Regions from separate parts of the Homo sapiens genome. Here region 1 is linked to region 2. A link is an interaction called in ENCODE POLR2A ChIA-PET data of the cell type or tissue named here. Cell type or tissue: endothelial cell of umbilical vein. All regions are shown on one strand.

What was found. Peaks named below come from ENCODE experiments on the same cell type or tissue, not always from the same donor. Only the 100,000 strongest peaks of a DNase experiment are listed, where the experiment ranks them.
Region 1: POLR2A ChIA-PET joins it to region 2 with 5 read pairs; 1 of 35 experiments calls an interaction of 5 or more read pairs at or near these places.

What each region holds. Positions count from the first base shown.
Region 1 is chr13:106,560,476-106,564,475 of GRCh38, reverse strand. The region is part of intron 1 of ARGLU1 (arginine and glutamate rich 1); the gene reads left to right. Among named protein-coding and RNA genes, the nearest start is that of ARGLU1, 5.7 kb to the left of the region's middle. In endothelial cell of umbilical vein, no CTCF peak of the experiment used is centred here; a DNase peak (open chromatin) is centred at 2,465.
Region 2 is chr13:106,354,932-106,358,931 of GRCh38, reverse strand. The region is part of intron 1 of LOC107984626 (a long non-coding RNA gene); the gene reads left to right. Among named protein-coding and RNA genes, the nearest start is that of LINC00460, 20 kb to the left of the region's middle. In endothelial cell of umbilical vein, no CTCF peak of the experiment used is centred here; a DNase peak (open chromatin) is centred at 1,501.

The DNA.
Region 1 (4,000 bases), 210 kb before region 2:
AACTAATTAGGAATTCTTTGGTAAGATTGGAAACCTTATTGGTTTACCACTTATAATTCTGAGTTGCTGAATAAATCACCTCCCTCTAACCTTGTTTTTAAATCTGTGAAATGGAGATAATCTGTCTTGCTTGTTGTGAAAATTGGAGATGATGTATTTAAAGTAGGTGATACTTGGCATGTAATAGCTCTCAATAAGTAATGTTATTTAATGTAACTAACTTACATGGAGCCAGACCGAGCCTGATGAATTTCAGAAGTGATCTTATGAGTTGTCATCTTAATGCTGAGAAGGTAGGCCTTTACATTTTTAAAGACTTTTGCCCTCAATTTTGAATAGGCAGTTCACATGGTTCAAAATTCAGTTCAAAAGATCTTCCTCTCATCCTTGCGTCCCAGCCATTCAGTGTGGTTCTTCTCACCCCTCCCCCACACCAGTAGCACCATTTTCTTAAATGCTCTTTTGAGATGCTGCATGCATGTTATATTAACTGTTGAAAAAATAGACAACTGAAAATAACTTGCAGCAAATCAGGAAAATGTTAATGGCATAGTAACTTACTCTAGCCTGTGATATCTAGGTTCGAATATCCTCCGTGTTCAACTGGATGACGGATTAAGGGCCTTCTAAATTAGAGTATCTACACTGAACTGGGATCTATATAAGTGATTCTTAGAATACTTGGGCAGTTCATTGTGAGAGCAAAGAAGAGCTTTTAGGAGAAAATTGATTATATGGAACCGCATATTTTTGGAGGTTAAGGCTCTGACAGAACATTAAGGCATAAGACCTAGCTGATGTTAAGAATATGTATTCATTTATTTATTTATTATTTTTGTAGAGACAGAGTCACTATGTTTCCCAGGCTGATCTTGAACTCCTGGCCTCAAGTAATCCTTCTACCTCAGCCTCCCAAAGTGCTGGGATTACAAATGTGAGCCACCGTGCCTGGCCTATACTTTTTTCTTCCTTTTTTTGGTCGTTAAATCTGTGTGCTTGTCTTTGCCTTGCTTATTTGTCCTGCAGAAACCGGTGTAGGGTGGTAGTATAGTGCTTGCTTGAGATCGTTAGCTTTGGCATCTACTTAGGTTCAGAGAAACAGCTCAGCAACATCCAGTGTGCTCGAGTCTAGAAACTTCAGCTCCTTGTTCTTAGTTTCCTCAGTAAAAATGGGATACATACCCACTGCATAGGAATAATTATGTGATTTAAATGATGACATGGTATATAAAGCTTTTGGCACAATATTATATGTTACCTATTAAGTAATAAGTAAATGCTGTTTGCTAATAATTATTAAGCGATTCCTAGAAGTAAACCCCTAGGATTGAGTTCCCACATTTTAAAGATGTTTTAAAATAATGGTGCCAGTTACTCTGTAACAGTGCCGAAGTGCTGTAGCCTTACTGTTTTGTTTTTAATAGTTAGCATTTTAAAGTTCAGTGTGACTAGTGGTTTTTTTTTTTGTTTTTTTTTTTTTTTTTTGAGACAGGGTCTTGCTCTGTCGCCCAGGCTGGAGTGCAGTGGTGCAGTGGCGCAATCTCAGCTCATTCTCCTGCCTCAGCCTCCCGAGTAGCTGGGACTGCAGGCACCCGCCACCACACCCAGCTAATTTTTATTTTTTATTTATTTATTTATTTTTATTTTTAGTAGAGATGGGGTTTCACCGTGTTAGCCAGGATGGTCTCGATCTCCTGACCTCATGATCCACCTGCCTGGGCCTCCCAAAGTGCTGGGATTACAGGCGTGAGCCACCGCGCCCAGCCTGACTAGTGTTTTTAAAATACCTGAGAGCACAGAGAAAATAGGACCTAGTATTATACCATTTCATTGAAAACCTTGAAGATCTTGATTTAATGCTTTCGTCAGTATAACATATTATTGGCAGGGAAATGGATATTCAGCAGAGGAGCATGAGGAAAACATTAGAGAAAAGAACATCATGAGGGTGACAACTGCTATGGCAAGGGTTTTGAGGAGTGAATAGGCTGTTAGATGATACCTATTTTGCAAGACACTGACCCACTCAAGAAAGTTCAGTGCCTCTTATGGGAGTAGGCATAATAGTGGTTTTATCATTGATTATGATGATAAATTTGCCATCAGTAAAGATGAACTCATGCTTAATTCAGTTGTATATGTGCTCACTGGTTTGCTGAATTCAGTGTATGGTGAGGGGATAAAATTGAGCTTTCCTTCAGCATTGTTTCTAAAATTTGATTTAAAATTTTTTTCTGATTACTGAAGTAGCATTTTTAATTTTACCAAGAAAAACAGCAGAAATTATATTCTTGCTAACACTTGCAGGCAAACAGTTTTGCTGTGGTACCCTGAACCCTGCCTGTTGCAAAGCTTCATTTTCATATTGGGATGCCTTGCAGTTCCTCCAGGAACAAAGGGAGATAAGCAGCTTTGTGAGAAACTGCACTAGGTCATTTCTCATTCTCCAGTGTTTCAGTTGAGCGTGGGACTTTCCACTTGCCCTCCCTTTGGGCTATAAAGTCGCTGAGCTGTAGTTAGAATTGACTCCTTAGCAGCGGAGCAGCCCACGGCCTGCCTGTACTGCCTGTTACATGGGCCCTCTGGTTTGATGTCATCAGTGGAAATAGAAGCAGGGAACTGACATTCTGATTTGGCATTTGCTGTAAGTAAATTTATTTGGCTCATTTTCTCCTTACTGACCAAAGCTATGGAAATGAGGCCCTGTTAGCCACTGCGCTTTTGCTGAGGGATGGCTTGACTGCCAAAAATAACCTTGAGTGTGTATCAGGTCTCTTCTGCCTTCACCAAATTCTTAAGATGGCAACTTTTTACTCCTAGGGCCTTCTTTCTACTTTGTGTGGAATTTTAATTGGAACTGTGTTACATTATCCTTTTTTTTAATAGTCGGTACTATGATCCACCTAGTATTGTTAATTAAAAGTCACATTGTACCGGTTTTGAAATTTTAAATATTAAGTTTCTTCTTAGGCTTCTCTACATTTACTAATTTCAGAAGAACCAACTAGCAAAAGTGTGTGTGTGTGTGTGTGTGTGTGTGTGTGTGTGTGTACACTTTATTATGAGAAATTTACATATTCACAAAGGCAGATTATTATTATTATTCTTGGGTACTCATTATCCAGATTCAACAGTTGTCAGCCTTGTTTCATTGATTAGTTTTCTTTCCTTTTGGGTGAAGTAGAGAAACAACATTTTATATGGAAATGTGATTTAATTTCTATTGAAGTTGCTGTCTGGTTTCCTTTTATATGCTCCCAGTGATTGATTTTTTTTAGTATTGGGGAAGATACCTGCTCTCTCACTGAGCTGCTGTAGATAAAGACTTCAAACAACAAAGTCCTGAGAATGAGTGTTGGGCAAACATCTAGGCCCTTAAAGGAAAATATTCTTTCTCTAGTACCTACTGTCTCCTTGACAGAAGAATGTAGAGGATAAATGTAGAAACTGAAATGAATCAGATTAAGACACATTGGTGTTAGTGTGTTATCACTGAATAAGTAACAGGAGTTGAAAATGAGAGCCCTTGGGTGAGAATTGAATCATCCCGAAGAATAGAGTTGAGTTGAAGTGGATTGGGGTATTTAAAGGTCACTTAGAAACTATAAAGTCTTTACTAAACAGATAAATTGAATGATTCTCATATATATGGATGTCAAATGAGTGATCAAAAGATAAAGGTTGCAGGTTTTATTTAATTTTGAGAAAGTTGGAACATGAATCGTCCTCTTAGGATTGAGATTTACTGCAAGAGCCTCAGAATTTATTCATTCAGCACAAATTATTGTCTCAGTGCTATTAACTAGAAATAGTATGAACAATATATGCAATGTAAAATTTTTTTAGTAACCTTAAGAAATGGATGAAATTAATTTTATTGTATATTTTTATCCAAAATATCATTTTAACACGCAATCAAATAAAAATAGGAGATCATTTATATTCTTTTTCTTCATACTAAATTTCAGTTTGGACCAGACACATATGACTGGTGGCTGTC
Region 2 (4,000 bases):
GACCTTAACCATGAGATAACATGTTTTCTTTGTTGGTTAAGTCAGGGTATATGGGTCTGTCTAGTCCAAACTACTTGACGTTTTAAGATGAGATGTGCTTGCTCTTCTTTGGGCCTCTTGCCCTGCCCTTTGCTCTGCGAGGCTGAAACTCTGTGGACCGAAGCACCAGGCTCTCTTGCCCTCTGGCTCCCAGCGGTTTTGACCAATGGGGAACACTGGGTGGTTTTGGAGGATGGGAGGGGCAGGGAGGAGGGGGTCTCACTCCATTTGCTTCCTCGTTGCCTCCAGAGTTCTGGTGGATGCTGCCTTTTGCCCCGCTCACTCCAGCTCCAACCCCAGCCGTCTTCCTGGTCCAGCTCTTGTCAAACTCTGCTAAGACCACACTCTCCCCTTGTATTAGTCCATTTTCATGCTGCAGATAAAGGCATACCCAAGGCTGGACAATTTACAAAAGAAGAGGTTTACTGGATTTACAGCTCCACATGGCTGGGGAGGCCTCACAATCATGGTGGAAGGTGAACGGCAAGGACAAGCAAGTCACGTCTTACATGGATGCCTGCAGGCAAAGAGAGAGCACTTGTGGTGGGAGACTCCCATTTTTAAAACCATCAGATCTCGTGAGACTTATTCACTATCACAAGAAGAGCATAGGAGATACCCACCCCCATGATTCAGTTATCTCCCACTGGGTCCCTCCCACAACACATGGGAATTATGGGAGCTACAAGATGAGATGTGGGTGGGGACAGAGAGTCCAACCATATCACTCCTCATCCCTTCAGGGATAGGGTGCTGACCTCTTCCCCTGACTTTGCTAATCCCTGGGTGTTTGAGCACCCCTGGATGTTTCCCCAAACCCTGCCTACACCTTCGAAATGACCTCTCCATTGCATATGCTTCAGATGGATCTTGTGTTATTGAGCCTTTTGTTGCTGCAAGCCTGCTTGATAGATCAATTATTTTTCAGTTGATTCAGAGATCTCTTTTTCAACAAATCCTATCTTATTTGAAGACCCTAATTAGAAAATTCAGTATTTTTCCAGGTCTTTGTACATTTTAACATGATGTCAAATTCCTTGAGAATTTTAGCTTTTCTCTACTTTATACTAAATTCCCTCTGATAATTTATTATCAAGATCTTCTAGAGGTATAATGCTTAGATAATCACTTCTGAAATTGTCCTCTTTTGCTCTCTGCTTCCAAGGTAATTTCCCGTCAGACTTTAGGTCTACAACCCAATGCAGGCTGGCTGTCCTCATTCTTAAAACTCCGAGGCCAATTTTGTTCATCTGTTTCTCCCCAAGGCCTCAGGGATGTGACGATCCTTCTCTCCTTAACTGCCTTCTTCTCTGTATTCCTCTCTCTCCAAGTCTGCAGCAGAGTGGGAGACACACTCCCTCCTTCTTTGCTCAAAGGTCTCTAATACAAGACACAGAGGTCTGTCCTGGCTGGGGATAACTGCAGGGGAGCAGACGGGATTAGCACAAATAATAAACAGGGAGAGGGTTAAAGAGGCAAGACATCCTAGAAAGTATTAGTCATAGCTCTTTTGTCTTCTTCCAAATAAAAATATCTTTGTTTGTAGCTGCTTTTCCTGACTCTCTTTACAGGCTTTCCCATGGGAGGATAAGTCTTGACTGGAGGGAGGTTTATCCAGTGTGTTCGGGTCAGAGGCTGAATCAAACTGCAGAGGAGGTGACCAAAGGTAGAGTGGGGTGGCCCAGTGACTGGGGCAGGTGGGGGTCCTGCATTTTACAAAAATCTCCCTTGTTTATTGTTAGTCAGACTATGGGCCCTACAATATTATCGATGTGAAAAGTGCTTCCCCTTTTGGTCTCTAAATTTTTCTTTCCTGGGCTTTAGTCCATCTCGGACTGATGCCTGGTACTACCAGCCTTCGGAGAGCTGTATCAGTCTGCCCATGCTGCCAGAACAAAATACCACAGGCCAGGTGACTTAAATATCAGAAATTTGTTTCCCACTGTTCTGGAGGCTGGAAGTCTGAGATGAGGATGCTGGCAGGGTTGGTTTCTCCTGACGCCTCTCTCTTTAGCTGGCAGATGGCCGCCTTCTCCCTGGGTCCTCAAAGGGCCTTTTCTCTCTCTATGGGAATCCCTGGTGTCTCTTTCTTTTTGTAGAAGAACAGCAGTCCTACTGGATTAGGCCCCAGTCTAAAGGCCTCGTGTTAATTACCTCCTTAAAAGGCCAATATCAGCCGGGTGCAGTGGCTCACACCTGTAATCCCAGCACTTTGGGAGGCCAAGGTGGGTGGATCACCTGAGGTCAGAAGTTTGAGACCAACCTGGGCAACATGGTGAAACCCCTTCTCTACTAAAAATACAAATACTTATCCAGATATAGTGATGGGTGCCTGTAATGCCAGTTACTGGGGAGGCTGAGGTAGAAGAATTGCTTGAACCAAGGAAGCAGATGTAGCAGTGAGCCGAGATCGTGCCACTGCACTCCAGCCTGGGCAACAAGAACAAAACTCCATCTCAAAACAAAAAAAAAAAAAAAAAAAAAAGAAAGAAAGAAAAGCAAAGCAAAGCCCAATATCCTAATAGTCACTTTGGGGATTGGGGCTTCAGCCTGTGAGTTTTGGAAGGGACACAATTCAGTCCATCACAAAAACTCATCCCTGATGTCCCTGCTAGTCAGATTAGGCTAGGCCATGCATTAGCAATAAGAATCACCAACATCTCAGATGTGTACATGACCCTGTGCATTTTTCCCTCACTCTCCGCTTGGTGCAGTTCTAGAAGATGCATCAGGGTAGCTGTCCTCCCCAGGGTGACTCAGAAGTCCGGGATGACTCAATTTTAGGGACCACCAAAGTAGCACAAGGCCCCTCAGTCATGGCAGGGAGCAGAGAGTGTGAAGCTGTCACACCGGCTTTTCTGGGCTTTGGCTGGAAGTGCTGCATATCACTTGCTCTCTCTGTCCATGTGACAGACTCGTGGTCCAGACTCGTGGCCCTGCCTAATTGCAAGGATCGGAAAAGTGAGATCATGAGTGACTGTTACAGCAGCAAAAATAAACTAAGACACTGTGAACAAAGGGAACCTGTTAATATATTTATCCAACTCAGTGAAAAGATTTTGCTGGACAGAATGACAATCTTCATCCCCTGGGAACACTAATATCAGTTACTTTTATTGATACAACCTGGGTATGCTGCCTGAAGATGTGAAGCCCCTTCAGCCTTCTGATAGCAAATACAGTGGCTCAGGCCTGCATCCCACATAACAGAAGGAGTGAAACACATGCCTGTGGGCGTGTAACATTCAGAAAGAACTGAATGTTGGTGTGTACAGTCGTGTCTATCACAACCTCCTGTATGAGAAAGATAATTGTAGTATCAATTGCTATTGGGTATTGAGTGGCAAACACTGTGCTCAAAAAGTATATAAAATACTCAGTGTTAGCACTAAATTAAAAAAAAATTACTTACTTCTTTCAACAACCCTATGATGAGGAACTATTAGCCTTAAATTTTGGAGGAACAAATTGACCCAGTAGGAATAGTAAGAATGCGAGAGCTTATATGCACATGGAATGAAGTGCCTAGAATTTTTGAGCCTGTTGCAGTCACTTTGTGAAGGAAGCTCAGGCTTAAAAAGGAGATGAGAGAGCAAGGGATGGCAAAGGAGACCTGGAACTACAGGGAGCTGGTGGCAGCTCAGCAGTTGGCCAGTGAGGCGGTCCCTGGGATGGGGGATGGTACATACATTTTTAGTGTGCCTTCAATCATATGTCTTTCCCTGCCTGTGCAGTAATTACCTGCTGTTATCCCAGGTCTTCAACAAAAGCCCTTTCTAGTGCACAGAAGAGCCTTGTGTTAGTTTTGTGGAAAGAAGGAAGGTGTGGCCAGCAATTTCGCAGAGGAGCCAGACCGAGGAGCACCTCATTGGACTGACTCACAACTGATGAAAAACAAAGAAATAAAGGGAAAGTAAACAAAATGTATTTATTTGCCAAATAAACTAGAAAGGTGGTCTCT